2 separate regions of the Mus musculus genome follow, and region 1 is linked to region 2. The links are chromatin loops, found by intact Hi-C in ENCODE. Cell type or tissue: left cerebral cortex. All regions are shown on one strand.

Region 1 (8,000 bases), 150 kb after region 2:
TTCAATCTTGATGGTTTCAATCCTCAGCCTCCTTTTTGAGGGCATGGACTAGTCTGAGAAACCGATGAAAGCTAACTTCCTTTGACTGGAAAAATGCACGAAACCTTATACACAATTCCAAAGGATTGTCAGGTACTCATGACCCTCAAGCCAGAAATTCCCCTTTCAAAACCAAGAGACAAGCCAGGTGCTGAGGAAGGAGGCTCACCCAAAGCTGTAAGCCAGCATGATCTAAGCCAGCAAGGTTACAAGGTGAGATTTTGGGGGATGCTGTGGAAAAAAAAATTGGCCTGTTAGTTAGACACTGTCCATTTTCACTTAATTGCAAAATTAGTAAGCCTTTTACTAACTGAATGGCAGTCTTCAGACAAAATTAGACTTATTTTAAGCATCAGTAAACTTTAAAAATTAATTCTTCCAGTTTTATAAGATGTTAAACCAAGTACTCTCTACCTCAAATTGGTTCAATTCTCAAAAGCGGAAGCTTCCGGGTATGTTTTCCTGTGTTAGTCTCCAGAACAGTCTCTGAAAAATGAGCAGATTAAAGTCCAGTACCTTAGGAAAACGAACATTTGTCTAAGAGCTGCAGGTTATTTGGTTTTATAGAATACATTTCTAGCTACAGCTATGCACGTGAAAACAGCCAGCAAACACAACTAAATCCCACACCTTTTTACTTACTTGGAACCGTTCCAGACACCCCCTACAATCGTAATGAAATGTACGAAGTCTCCCTTACCAGTCAGGGAAGGAAGCTTTCACTTCTGAATAGCCCACCATATCAGACCCATCTAATTCCTCAGCTGCCAGACTAGCTGATGAAGTAAGTCCCTCTTTGTAGATTCTGGTGCTGCACTACTAACCATGGTGAATGGACTCTTGGTGTAAGAACAAAGCTACCATAGTGCCATAGGCTTCTTTCTCAGACCTAAGATTTAGTCAGGCCCCACACCAAGTCATCTTCGTAGGTTCACAGTCAGGTGACAGTCCTCTCATAATCTTCAGCTTCACACTCTAGAGTATCTGAAGAACAAATCCCAAACATTTAGCTTTGCCAAGGAAGCTGAGACTCCCCGTGGCCTTTGATAGAGAATGTAGGTAGCAGGACAGCCCTTCTTTTTCAGCTCTTGCCATCTGCTTTCAGCAAATTTTTTCCATTTTTCTTTTGTATATATTAAACACTATAACCTGCCTTTCAGACACCCACAGATCAGGAGAGGGAAGATACAGAACTCTGACAATCAAAACTTAGGAATTTAATATGGGTGGTAAAGGTTTGCAAGTGAAAATGGTTTGCTATTGCTCCACTAACTCTAGCTTCAGTGTACATCCCCCTACCCCCACCCCCCACCTCTGCACCTGATGAGCACTGAGTGAAAGCTGAAGGTGGCATGCACAGCATTCCTGGCTATGCATCCGCGTTCCATTTTAAATATATTAATTAGGTGTATTTAAAAAATTAAAGACAGACAGTAAAGGTTTTAAAGTTTCTCTTTGAAAAGATGATATCTTACAGTACATACAAAAATACTCTGAAAATACATACGGCTTCATTTACAAAACACGGAGTCAACAGATTACAAGAATTACATGGTTGTGGATTTTTCATAAACTGAGCATGCATTCATGAAACTTAAAAAATATTAAGAAATGCACTGAAAAAAGCAGTGTAAAAAAAGACAACTCATATAGTTAAATAAAAACTACAAAGGTCCTGAGCCAATTAATGGTTGGTAACAATGTCATTCAGAAATGCCTTGAGGTTTCAATAAAATCCACTGCTTATTTCTGCATGCCTAATCCATGAAGAAACTGTTGGCGACTGTGGGGAGTTATGGTGAGCAATTACCATGCTGAGTTACTTTTATACTTCAAAAATACAAGTCTGCTATACTTAAAGGGATCTTATCATTGATGGCAGAATGAATTCTTCCTCTGTAAAAAATACCAATCAGCTAACAAGAATGCCATGAGATAGTAAGATATGTAACAATTTCACCATTCATATACTGACTTTCAGTATCCTGGTTATAGTTTGATTTTTAATAAAGATGCATTTTGAAGGCCTCCATGGGAGGCAAAACATTTATGGTGCCCAACTCTTGTGTAGTCAGTCACTGGACTAATCCTCCTTGGTAACTACGCAACATTTGGACAAAAGCACAAAAAATAGTTTAAATATTCATGTGCCAGTTTGGAAAAAATAATTTAAATAAACAAAATAGATATCTACACAAATGAAGGAAGCAGAAAAGATATCTCACATTCATTAATCTCAGGTTTCACAAAGTGGCTTCAATGCTAAAGTAAACACATAAACATTTGGAAAATTACAAGAGAAGGGCTTTTTTTTGTTTGTTTTTTAACTTTTTCAGCTCTATACAATGATTACAACATAACACTAAAAACAAAAAACAAAAAAAAAAAAAACCAAACAAAACAGTTCAGGACTTGTTTTTATCAGAGTCCAAGTGACCAAGAACTGGTTCCCATAACAGAGAAACAACAAACATCCAAAGTTAAGGCAGTAAAACCTCAAAATGCAAAGCCATAACACTGTAGGTGACATTTACTGGCAGGTATCCTCAGAGTGGACTCGGCAACCAGTGAGAGACTGCTACGTCATCTCAGGGTTCCAGTGTGAGAGTTCAAAAACCACTCCTAGGTCATTAGGCTGACGACTGTCCCTGTCACCTATCTGTATGGCAGCTGGTTCTACTTTGAAGACTGGCTGCCATCGATGCACTGCATGACGCATGCTCACCTAAGTGAAGAGGCACTGCTATTACCGATTAAGGGTCAGGCGGATCGAGTTTTTGATGACACGGATGTTGTTTGCTGGAACTGGAGATGATGAATCTGGGAGTTCTTTACTGGGTAGTCTCTATGAGAAAGAGAGAGACAAAAAAGTGTGTAAATGCCCATGCACTTGAATTCTAGAGAGTGAGAGAGAAAGCGCGTGCGCGCACACACACACACACACCCTACCATAATGGCTCCTACCACTCATGTGTGCTTGACATCTCCTTCCTCTTCCCTTATTCATTCATTTTGCTCTTGGGCATTTTTTAAGACAGTCAGAACTAAGAAGAGGAGCAATAGGGAAGAGTAGAAGCAGCAGCAAGGTGAGGAGGATGCTGGAGAAGAGGGCTAGCTCAGTCTCCACTGAGTAAAGAGTAAACAACTCAGCCCTTCTTTCTCACAGCTGGGCACTGACACTGAGCAAGTGATGGTGATTAAAGTTGAGGACTAACAGGAAGATCTGCTCCCTGAGAGCTATGTCCTCAATCAGCTTTTAGATTGTGTAATAGAAACAATATAAACCTCGTCAATAGTTAACTTGCAGAGGATGTGGTCAGTGGTAGGCCACTAGTGTGGCATGGAGTTCTGCGTTTAATCCCCAGCACCATAAACAAGTAAGTAAATGATTGGTAAAAAGTTCAGGCATACAAAAGATAGAATAGGGCAATAAAATGCATCTAGCATAAGCAAACCAGACAATATACAACTGTACTCACACTTGATCATTCTAGTTTTTTGTTTTTGTTTTGTTTTTAACATGTTTCTTTCTATGTTTTCTGGCTGGTCTGGAACTCAGATGCTGGGAGTAAAAACATGCATCACCCCCTGGCCGAACTTGAAAGTCTTTAAAGCACAGTCATGCCATTCACTGTTTTGTATTTTAACATCCACTCCAATATTTTCTTGGATTATCATATTTCGTAAATATTTCTGTAACAGTCTTACAGCGTGACTTTTGTAACTGAAACTGTCCATAAACATATTACTGTGTTTTGAAAAGGTCTGACAAAGCCAACGCTGATTATAAGGGAGTGCGCTTTCCTCTTTGGAGGCGTGAAACACAGTCTCAGAGAAGGGCTCCCATACTCTGTACACAGTTCCTTCCTTGGCTTTCCATGCCTAATAATATTCTGTTTATTAGTTAATGGTAATGCTTCACAGAGTCAATTTTAAAATTCAATGCTAGAATCTTTTTAGCTCACATTCTAAAGGTATTCTCTGCATACAGTGCTACATTTGGCTCCTCTAAATACAAATATATTTGATTTCTTTTTTTTTAAGATTTATTTTATGTATATGAATGCACTGTAGCTGTCTTCAGACACACCAGGAGAGGGCATCAGGTCCCATTACAGATGGCTGTGAGCCACCATGTGGCTGCTGGGAATTGACTCAGAACTTCTGGAAGAGCAGTCTTAACCTCTTAACCTCTGAGCCATCTCTCTAGCCCCAATATATTTGAATTCTAATAACTTAAAATTTGAAAGCCATTTATATAACAACAGCTATCTCTGGCATTAGTAAGAAACTCCTGTGCTGAGCAAACAACTGTTCATAGATAAATATGACAGATTTAAATCTAAGTAAGTCACAAGTCTTTCTTTTTTTTTTCAATTTTTTATTAGATATTTTCTTCCTTTACATTTCAAATGCTATCCCGAAAGTCCCCTATACCCTCCCCCACCCTGCTCCCCTACCCACCCACTCCCACTTCTTGGCCCTGGTGTTCCCCTGTACTGGGATATATAAAGTTTGCAAGGCTAAGGGGCCTCTCTTTCCACTGATGGCCGACTAGACCATCTTCTGATACATATACAGCTAGAGACACAAGCTCTGGGGGTACTGGTTAGTTCATACTGTTGTTCCACCTACAGGGTTGCAGATCCCTTCAGCTCCTTGGGTACTTTCTCTAGCTCCTCAATTGAGGGCCCTGTGTTCCATCCAATAGATGACTGTGAGCATCCACTTCTGTATTCGCCAGGCACTGGCACAGCCTCACAAGAGAGAGCTATATCAGGGTCCTTTCACCAAAATCTTGCTGGCATATGCAATAGTGTCTGCGTTTTGTGGCTGATTATGGGATGGATCCCCGGGTGGGGTAGTCTCTGGATGGTCCATCCTTTGTCACAAGTCTTCTTAACTCATTTTCTCTTTTCTAGACTTTGAGGAATGCCCACTGAGAACTATAAGCTATTTGTCATTTGCAGTCCTAATGAACCACATTGCCTGTCTCTCAGAACAAGGACATAATCATATCCTTTTCTGATCCTAGGTTTTTGTTTCTTTTCAACAGGGTTTTAACTCTGTAGCTCAGGCTAGACTTAAACTTGAAGCAATCCTCCTGCCTCGGTCTTCTAAATACTTGGATTTAGTTTTAGTTTCTTAATACATTTTTTTGTACTTGTTTTTACCCATAGAGATATTATCATCTATTACCTTTTTGCGTGCCGTATCAATAGTTGGAATAGGCATAGATTCTCCACCAATCGAATCCTAAAAACAGAAGAATTAAAAATACAGGTTTAAATTTTCTTTCTGTATACAAAACTTATTCCTACTTAGAACCCTGAATACCTGAAGACTGAAACACTTCCTCTATATTTCTCACACTACTGCTCTTTAAGCTCATGTTTGAGACAACGCCAACTCATTTACCATTGGTTTTCTTTTCCGATCCTCGGCAGCCCGGGACTCCTTAAATGCTGACTCAAGTCGAATGAACTAAAATAGAAACAGTAAAAATGAGTTGCTATTATGTAACTGGAAAGATACTACAATCTATATAAACCAAGAAGCTTATTAGTCTACCATCAGAAACTACAATAATTTAAGACTTCAATTAACTACAACTAAATTGAGACTGAGTTCAACTGCTACCCTTAATTTTTGCAACTGAAGTGATCTTTTTGGTTAAATCCATTCAGATTCTAACAAAATATATTTTATTACCATCTACTGGAAGCAGAGAAGATCACATAAAAGAAAAAACAGTATGAACACTATGGTCATCACTAATTACTTAGTTTTTGTGTAAATCAAGAAATGTATACCAATCAAGCAGACTTCAGACCTCAGTGATTTTAAATCGAGATGAACAATTATTGTTTCTTAAGGGTTTAAAATACTTTTAAACAGAACAAATTGTTGGTTTCTTTACTATTATTTTAACTTACAAAACAAAACAAAACAAAAGGCGTGATCACCATTGAAGGCATAATGTTACCTTTTCTATGTCTTTCAGCCTCTTAGAAGTCCCATCTGTAGGTGGCGAATGGGATCTTTTGGGTGTAACATTCTTAGTAATATTTGATATCCCATTTAGATGTGGTTGTCCCTGGACAGGGTTGTGGGGTGTTGTGATTCTAGGAATAACATTCCGTCCTACTACAGTAGGAATGGTGCACACAGCTGGGGAGGATACAGCTTTTGCTGTAGGGTCAACCTCTGAAAAGCAAAAACAAGTTTAGTGATCAAGTATTTCTGCAGTGGGATTGTCACTATGCAGTGGCAGGAGCTGAGATACCTACTTGCACCAATGACTGGAATGGACAGCCCCTGAGCTGGGGGGACACTTGGCAGCTTCTCCACAACCACAGCCACAGGCTCAGCACTACTCCTAGGAAACATGTAAAGTTATCAGTATTAGTTTATTTCCTCTTATGGATTTAAAGCTCTCACCTTTAACATTTTAACATTACTTCTTTCTAGTATTTCAACCTTACTCACAAGAAGAACAGAAAATGTCAGATAAGGTGGTGAAGCAGAAAATCTGTACATCCATCTATACAGCACGACTCCGTAAGTTCTTAATCATGGGGCAACCCCTGCAGCACTACACAAACTGTCAAGCATTCCTAAACAAGAAACTAGTAGCTAGCAAGAGAAAAATCTCTGAATAATGAGAACAGGTCTTTTAGGAAAGGAACAGAAAGTTCTCATTATCCTTCAGTAAACAGACTGAAAGGACAGTTCTGGCCCATACCTTTCTATTTCTCCTGTGGGGCTGTCTGGGTTGGAAGGCTTATTTGCAGACACCGGAGAGTTAAAAGGTGTTCCACTGTCAGTGTCTCTGGAGCTATCCAGACAAGTGCTATCCAGAGATGATCTTTTGGACTGAAGGCCCCCTGAACTCCGACTTACATCAGAAAGACTCTGCCAAAAGAGAAAAAAGGCTGTTAGAGTTTCAAAAACAAATGAGAATACAGAGACTACCTTCAGTTCCGAAGAACACAAAAGCATATTATTTTTGTGATAAATGAGATTTCAGACTGACTGTCTACATCCTCTTTCCAAACAGGGTTAGAAGAGGTATAAAATTCAAATTTGGTCTCAAGATCAACGGTATGAATGGAAGCATAGTGGAGAGTTACAGTAACACACTCACCTTTTTCTTCTTTTGAAGAATCTCTGCTGGTAGGTAATGATGAAGCTGCTTTTTCTTTACATGAGTTGCTTCAATTTTCATCCCATCCTTCAGCATATTTATATTGTTTGCCTGCCTGTACACTGTAAAAATGTTAATATGATAAAGAAAAAATTTCTTTCTGAACCACAAGCTGTTTTCCTTTTCTGAAATATATAAACCTCTATGCCCCACTAAAACCACACCCTCTTGTGGGAACAGATATTTCTAAAATTTCCATTGTGTTATAATACTATTTAAGAATTGATTGGTTCTATGTGTATATCATCTAAAAGTTTTCTTACAGACAACCCTTATTAACAAAGTAAATATGTAGCAATTATTTTCCCTCCAAATCTTGTTTACTATTTTCAAAAAGGCAATCTTTCTTCATAATTACTTGTCTGAGTCTAAGATAATGTTTTTTCTTTTTTCTTACACACACACACACACACACACACACACACACACACACACACACACAGGTGTGCTGGGGAAAGACTCCCGGGAGAGTAGCCAGAACTCTAAATCTCTAAGTTGTCTCTACAACTCCAAATGCAATTCAACTTCTCCTTCTACCCCGAGCCTGTTTTATTATGGGAATTCAGCATCTGCAAATCTAAAGTGTATAGGTGGAAGATTTGTCTTACAAAGCCTGGAAAACCTTGATGCATCCCAAGATATATGGCTCTAGATTTCTGTTCTAGTGCTTTTCAAAACAGGTAAAGACCAGTTGTATTACCAAAATTAAGGTAGTTTGTGTCTAGCCATTTAGATTTTAAGTCCACTGAAGACA
Region 2 (8,000 bases):
TAACAAAACTAACTTCACTATCCTGCCTGTGTCTAAACACTTAGCTTTATGTAGAGAAAAAGAAAATGTATTGACTTTCCTAATTGGTATATAGCAAACAGGTTTTTTGCTTTGTTTCAAAAGTTATAGTTGCTTTATAATAAAACCTAAAAGCAAAAATAAATAAATAAATAAAAATAAATAAATAAAAGCTAAAAGCTTAAATGAAATTGCTTTTTTACTTTTGATTGCCTCTGGTGGCTGCTTTTTTTTTTTTTTATAGCTTATTCATAAGGCAGTGAGTCACAATTTGTTAGGAGGTTGGGGAGTTTTGTTTTTTTTTTAACTTAGAAGTTCTTAAAATTTTCACAAAATTAATTCTCTGTAATACATCATCAACAGTGACCATGGTATTTAAATGATTGCCAGTTATCTGGGAAGGCAGTCTTTTTATGATCATTATGTTTCATAGTATCATGTAACTCTTTCAGTCAGTGAATCACATTAGTAAATTATTTCAGTCATTTGATACACTGTCTCTCTGTTTCTAAGCTAACTATTCTATTGTTACTTTAAATCTTACTTAATTATCTCCATGTTTATGTGATGGCTTCCCAAGTTAGACTGTTTCTTAGTTAAGGCCTGGGCCTCCTTTTATATCCTAGCATTCAGAATAGCAAACTTACTAAATAGTTGTTACTTCCCTTTTTAATCCTCATACATTAATCACAGCCTTCCATTCAACTACCTGATACTTCTTTGGCAGGCAGATATAATAAATACTCCAGGAATCTACCACAAACTCCTTGGATAATTGATGGAGAAAGGAAAATGGAATCTTCGGTGGAAGAATTAATTTCAGATCATCTTCTGGCAGTATTCAGAGCAGAGAGTAAGTATTAAGATGCTCATGTTAATGTTAAATACATTGTCACTCACAAAGATGCCTTGAAGGCTCCAGGAAAATGTCTCCATTTGGTTAGTTATGCCTGCCCGAGCTCCTTGTCTCCAGGCTTCCCTTGAACAGCCACTGTTCATGTTCACAGGGCTTCCAGCCCATGCTGGATTCTAGTTCAGAGCCAAGGATAGCTGTCCTTTCTCAGTGACTGCTCTCTCCTGGGAAACCCAAACAACCAAGACTGCTTTAGACAAATGCACTAATCGCTAATCTTGGCAAACTTCTTTGGGGAAACATGAAGAAGTTTCACCTCTCATGTCCAGTGCTTGTTCAGGAGTACTTAGCGCCTTAACCTACAGAGTAACTTGGGAGGAAGGTTCAGGACTGGAGAAAAAGACCAAGAGCAACAGTTTACAGAGGTTTTATGGAGTGCATTTTGTTTTCATTTCCTAGGTATTAATGAGCCAGGTTTGTGGGATGAGTCAGATCTGGGAAAGCTTATGTTTTCCTTGTCTCAACAGGCCTGCAAGTCAAAGGCAGCTTCAAGTCTTGTGATTTTAAATAGTAGGAATAGATAAAAAGGAAAGTTGTAAAAACAACTGTAAAAAACAACTTCAAGCAGTAGGCAATGCCAGGCTTTGGAGTGGGGCCTCTCATGGATCAGCTAGGCACTGCCTTTCTCTCTGAGAAACACCTAGGAACATACTCTAAAGTCAGGCGGAGGTCTAGTGGAGCAGTGGCCGTCCCATCCAGCCCTTGACTTGTTAGGAACAGGTGCTTTAGACCACATCTCTCATGATTTATTGTCTGTCATATGAGTAAGCTCCCTTTTGTTTTTTACTTTTATAATTTTTACTCTTATGTATTGGCACTTACACCTGAGTGTTAAATGGTACTGGATCCCCTGGAGCTGCAGTTAGAGGGCTGTGAGTTGATCATATAGGTGCTGAGAACTGGACTTAGGTCCTCTGCAAGAGCAGTGCACATTCCTAACTGCTAAGCCGTCTCTCTTGTACCCCACACCTTCTAAAGGTTTATATACATTGTTTTCTTCTGTTTGTATGTGCGCGTATGGATGCGCATGTAGAGGCCAGTGGTCAGTGTTGGCTGTTGTCTTGGTAGGGTTCCTATTGCTGTGATGAAAATACCATGACCAAAAAGCAAGTTAGGGAGGAAAGGGTTTATTTGGATCATAGGCCACCATCAGAGGAAGGCAGGACACGAATCAAGTTGGGCTGAAACCTGGAGGCAGGAGCTGATGCAGAGGCCATGGAAGGTGTTGCTTACTGGCTTGTTTCACATGGTTTACTCAGCCTGCTTTCTTACAGAACCTAGGACCACCAGCCCAGGGATGGCATCACCCACAGTTGGGGGACTGGGCCCTCCCGTATTGATCACTAATTGAGAAAAATGCCTTACAGCTGGATCTCACAGAGACATTTTCTCAACTGAGGCTCCATCTTCTCTGGTGACTCTAGCTTGTGTCAAGTTGACACACAATCGGCCAGCACATCTAGATTTCTTCCACAGTTGCTTTCCACCTTACTTTATGAGACAAAGTGGCACTGAACCTGGAGCTCACCAGGGTGGCTAGCCAGGCTAGCCAGTGAGCTCCAGGGGTCTGCTCATGTTCAGCGCACCCACCAAGCACCAGGGTTAGAGATGCATGTTGTCACCCTTCACTGCTTTAAAGCCTTTTTAAATTATGTATATGTGTATATATGTGGGGTGTGTGCCCACAGGTTTAGGAGCATTGGGTCTTCTGGAGCTGGAGTTCTAGGTGTTTGTGAGCTATCTTATGTGGGTGCTAGGAACCAAACTCAAGTCCTGCTCAGAGCAGCAAGTGCTCTTACCACAAAGCCATCTCTCCAGCTAGGGCTCCTGGTGCTAACATGGCTGCTGGGTCTGCGAGCTAGAGTCCTCATGCTTCTACAGGGAGCACTTAGCGTGGCTTAGCTGTCTTCCTAGCTGCCAGGCATCATTTCTGAATGGAGAAAAGTGACCTAGAAGACTTAGGAAAACACCTTTGTGGCATTGCTATGAACTTTTACTTAATATTTATAAACTGCTATTTTTTCACAAGATATGGGTTATGAAGACTTGAAAATAAGCTCAGCTTGAGCTGATGGCATCACTCAGTGTGCACTGAGGTCTGACTTTGGTTCATGGCATTGCATCAAAAAGAAAAAAGTAAAGAAGTCTTGCTCACATTGTTGGGGGGGGGGGCTGCCTGGCTTCCTTTCTATTCTGGAATCTTCAGTTTGGACTACTTAGGTCCCAAAGAAACCCCTAGTTTCTTCAGGGTTCCAGGGTTGCTGGAGGCTTTGAAACTCCCCTTTCAGGCTTTCATAAAGGTAATTTTTTTTTTTTTTTTTGGTCATTTTCCACTTGAAGAGGGAAAACACTGTACCCTAACTGAACATAGACAGAGCCGTGAGGCTGAGGATATAGTTCACTTGTGCCTGGGATTGATTCTCAGTTGGACATGGTGGTGCAGGCCTGGTACTTGGAAGGTGTCCTAGGAGTCCTAGAGACCAAGGAGACCTAGAAGGTTAAGGTCATCCTTGCTAAATAATGAGTTTGAGGCCAGTCTGAGGTCTCTGAGACTCTGTCTCAAGGAACAAATAAAAAACAGGCCAGGCATGGTGGCACATAACTTTCAGCACAGCACTCAGGAAGCAGAGCCAGTCTGATCTCTATGGGTTCCAGGACAGCCAGTGGGACCCAGTCTCAAAAACAACAAAAACCTCAAAAAAAAAAAAAAAGACAAAAACAGGCTGGGTGATGGTGACAGTTAATCCCAGTGCTCTGGGAGGCAGAGACAGGTGGATGTCTGTGAGTTCAAGGCCAGTCTAATCTACATAGCGAGTTCCAAGACAACCAGGGGTACACGATCCCTGTCTCAAAAATCAAACAAACAAAAACAAACATATAAACAAAACTAAATTGTATGTTCAGTGTATTCACTGAAAAATTGATACGAGCTCAGTTGTCTGGACCTGGATGCTGACTGACTCCTGTGTGTGTGGTAGTGGTGGGCAGTTATAAGCTTGTTCAGAATCCCTGATTGATAACCATCATTTGCCAGCCATTATTTCTCAGCTAGGTGAATTGTAACTTCTGATCAGTGGTTCATATCTGAGGGCTCTGGGAAAATGAGCTTTAACGGTTATTTCCTTGAGTTTGACAGTGTATGCAACAAACCAGTGTTGGATGGAGCAGCCTTGCTTCATACACAGCCATCTGTCTTTTAATGAGGGCAGACAAACTTGTCTCTCAGTTGCTTTGAACTAGCCCATGCTGTTATGTACCTGCTAATTCTGTAGGTAATAAGTATTAAGTGTTGACACATTCTCAAAGTCAATGAATCGAGGAAGTTTTTCCCTATTACTACATTTACTACCTTATTTGCTGAATAAAATGGTTGTTGGACCAATTCCCTGTGGTCTATGCCCTGTGTCTTGGCTTCCTGGGGTCTTCAAGCCTTCAGCCATCTGGCCTGAGTCTGAAAGCCACCACATAGCTGGACTACCACTTAGTGAGCCGTGATAATCCTTGCTCTTCATTTTGCTTTTGACATGACCTTTCCTTTGAGGAGATGCCTTAAACACATGTAGAATTAGAGGAGACAAGGCAAGGCATAATTCAAGTTTAGAAAAGTCCATTTTAAGCATGTATTCTCTCGTACGAAAGCCTTTCCCCCAGCTGCTCCTCATCACACACTTAAGACAGTCTTGAGGTTTTCTCCATAAATGACTTCCAGGTTCTATCTAGGATTCAATCTGTTTTCTTAGATTTTAAGTTTGAAACCTTTTCTAAAGGGAGCTGGTTGCATGACTCAGTGGCTGCAGGCATGCGTGCTGAGACTGATGGTCTGAGTCTGGTCCACAGCTCCCTTGGTTCAAGGAGAGAGCTAACTCTGTCCTCTGACTTCCACAGGAACACTGTGGCGCATGCCTGTACCCACAGCATCTCACACAGACATATACACATGTAATACAACAGTAAATAGAACATGGAGAAGACCATGGAACTGTGCTTGTAGGAATGTGTGTGCAGGGATGGTCTTACATTTGTTTCCTACCCTGTGTCTACCCTGTGTCACATCGTACTTTCCATCAGTGGCAACTCTCTGAGGGTGTGGACGAGTCCACCTGGTTTACCTTTGTCTCTGTGACATCAAGCACAGTGCATTGCCACAGCAGACGTCCTGGGGGGACGCAGCAGTGCCTTTGTGAGGCTGGACTCTGATGGTCTCCCATGTTTGTTCATCAGTGTAGAGACAGCTCAGGGCTCCCAGTGCCTCCCAGCCCCTCTCAGTCCTCCATCCAATCTTCTGCTTCTGCCTTGTTGGTTCCAGTATGACCTGGTGGTTAATTGGTTCAAGTGTCAGTATGCCGGATCCACCAGTCTTACTACCAGATCTGCATTTGTTAATCTGATGTGACTTTTGGCATGACCTGTCTGCTTCACCTTCCTCAGAAGGAAAATGAACACCCATGACCACTGGTTAAAGTGTCTGGAGTAATGGCTGCTGTGGAGGTGAAGTCTTCTATTTGATCCGTATCTATGAGCTTTGTTATGTAGAGGTGTAAAACTGTCTTCCCTGTTTGACATTTTTAGTGTTTGGTCTGTGATGATAAGTTCATCTTGGATTGTGCATTGGTTTGAACATGGCTCCATGGTGGGTTTGTTATATAATTAATTTGCTATTTAAAGGTCAGACCTTTTTCTCAATTTCTTTCCATAGAGTTTAATTTCAGCATGATTGCTCTTGTTGGGTTGCTTACTTGAAAGAAAAAAGACAAAGTTTTTGCCAAGAGCCAGTGGCCAGGGAGGTGGGGCCTTCCTCCCAGCTTTGGCTTTCCATGAGATGGGGTACAGATGCTAGCTAAACTCTGGCTTTGACATCAGAAATATGTAGCTCTGCCATTGGATTGTTTGACACTGGGAATATTGCCTAAATCTACAAAGCTTAATGTCCATTTATTTAATGTTTCATGAAGTTATAATAAGAATTAAGTGATGTGTGTATATTTTTACCCCAGCTTGTGGCATATGATGAGTAGTATTTATTATTACTATGTCTATTTTAGCCAAGATTGAGATTAGAGATGAGGTGGTCATTAGCCCTTGAGGTTACCTCCTATGGATTGCTGGGATGAGTTCTACCACAGGTTGGAATAAAGAATTGCAGAGCTTCTGTGATTCTCATCTTTTTCTATTACAGGTTTTAATTTCTCATCCTCGGGACGAGAAGACGTAGACGTGAGAACATTAGGAAATGGTAAGATGGCATCAGCACCACTTGGTTAGAACCCATTTGCTTACTGCAGCCACTTAAAGCCAAGGGAAGACTAGGTTCTACAGATGGGGGACCTTTGTGCATCATGCAGCTGCCTTGGCAAACTGCTGTGTTTGTCTGAACAGTCATTTCCTTGGAGACTTCCTTACTGGAAGCCTGCAAGTTGTAATGATTGTGTGTGCCTTAAGAAGGTAATTTTTTTCCCTCCAAGTTATTAGTTACTCCGTTTAAGAACTTCTCAGGTGCGCAATTTTAATCCCAGCACTTGGGAGACAGAGGCAGGCAGATCTAGTTGGAGGACAGTCAGGGCTACCTAAAGAAAACCTGTCTCAAACTTTAGAGAGAAATACACACACTCACTCTCTCTCTCTCTCTCTCTCTCTCTCTCTCTCTCTCTCTCTCTCAGGGATGACCAGTTTTCAAAATATCTGTCTTTATTTAAAAATAACTGTTGCAGCTTTCATTTCTTTCCTATTTTATCTTGTTGAGTTATAAGAAAGATGATGAGACATCGTTTTGAACTGTTAGACATTTGCAGTTCCTTCTCCTCACAGGATCACAGTTGTTCTGGGTCACTAGAAGAGTGGCTGGGAGAATGGATCTCACCTCGGTGTGTCTGAGCAGTGCTCTCTATGATGATAGTTCCATCAGTGTGTCCAACTTAATTAGTGGCTATTGAAGTCTTGTTTTGTAATTAGCACAAGCCTATGTGAGGCCCTCTGGGGAAGGCAGTCCTTTTTACACACTGCCTGGATGGGTTTAGCAGCCTCCTTGCTCCAGCCCCCAGAAGCCCTATTACTCTCATACTCGTATATCTCAGACCCCTACACTGCACTAAGCTCTCAGTCCTGGAGCTCAGCCTGCTTCTCACACCTCCCGCGTTTGCCCGGTGGTAACTGTCATCACGCTTCTGTTTCCTGCCGGGGTGTGCGCTGCCAGGAAGGCCCTTTGCAGTTGAACTTCTGAATCCTCATCGAGTGCATTTCACCTCACAAGAAATGAAGGAGCTCCAGCAGGTAAGGGCTGCACGGCTCCGCCAGGCCTGTGTTTGTGCAGAGCTCCGACTGAGCGGGACTGAGTCGGTAATTGTTTTTCTTTCTCCGATACTGCAGACAATTAATAAATCATCTGACAAAATCCAAGTCCGTGACTTGCAGCTTGTCACCAGGTAAGGATGGATGTGCTAGAGAGTTCAAAAAGTATTCTTTCAAAAGTTTCCAAAGATCATATGTTTGTAAGGGAATTACATAGCGTTATTAAGGAAAATAAAAATCTAGCAACCCAATTAAATGGGAAAATGATTAAGTAGACCTTTCTCAAAGGAGGATGTATGAGTAGTCTATGAACATGAAACAATGCCTAGCATCTTGCACAAGGGCTGTGCAAGTTCAAGCCACACCCAGGAGGATGGCTGTCACCAAAAAATGAAAGTATCAAGTGCTGGCAAAGACATAGAGGAACTGCCTTGTGTGTTGCTAGGGTTGAAAGTGTGGCCACTTCGACAGTCTCTCCTAAGCTCAAACATACAATGATCATATGACCTAGCTGTTCCACTTCTAGATATCACATCAGCAATAGAAATGAAAGTATGTATCAATCAAAGACCACATGCAGATGGTTGTAGTAGTGTTTTTTACAAAGCAGAGAGGTAGCTAGTGGTAATATAGACCTGTAATTCTACTAACTGCTAAGTTAAGGCAGGAAGGTTTGAATTCAGGGCTATCCTTAGCCAAGTAGTGAATTTGAGGCCAGCCTGGGTTATATAATACTCTTACGTTAAAAAACAAAAAGGGTAGTAGTAGTAGATACTATTTGTAT

The links. A loop is a pair of places that touch in the nucleus more often than their neighbours do. Peaks named below come from ENCODE experiments on the same cell type or tissue, not always from the same donor. Only the 100,000 strongest peaks of a DNase experiment are listed, where the experiment ranks them.
Region 1: it touches region 2 in a loop (2.4-fold over the local background); 2 of 42 quality-filtered maps call a loop at or near these places.

The regions. Positions count from the first base shown.
Region 1 is chr11:23,861,173-23,869,172 of GRCm38, forward strand. Papolg (poly(A) polymerase gamma) reads right to left here. Exons shown (of 22, transcript NM_172555.2): 16 at 7,187-7,308; 17 at 6,785-6,954; 18 at 6,330-6,418; 19 at 6,026-6,246; 20 at 5,458-5,523; 21 at 5,239-5,295; 22 at 1,474-2,884. The coding sequence ends at 2,786. Among named protein-coding and RNA genes, the nearest start is that of Gm12061, 29 kb to the right of the region's middle. In left cerebral cortex, a CTCF peak has its summit at 4,120 (motif pointing right); a DNase peak (open chromatin) is centred at 5,474.
Region 2 is chr11:23,711,455-23,719,454 of GRCm38, forward strand. It overlaps Pus10 (pseudouridylate synthase 10), which reads left to right. Exons shown (of 18, transcript NM_028304.3): 11 at 746-871; 12 at 6,108-6,164; 13 at 7,122-7,198; 14 at 7,295-7,350. Among named protein-coding and RNA genes, the nearest start is that of Pus10, 49 kb to the left of the region's middle. In left cerebral cortex, no CTCF peak of the experiment used is centred here; no DNase peak of the experiment used is centred here.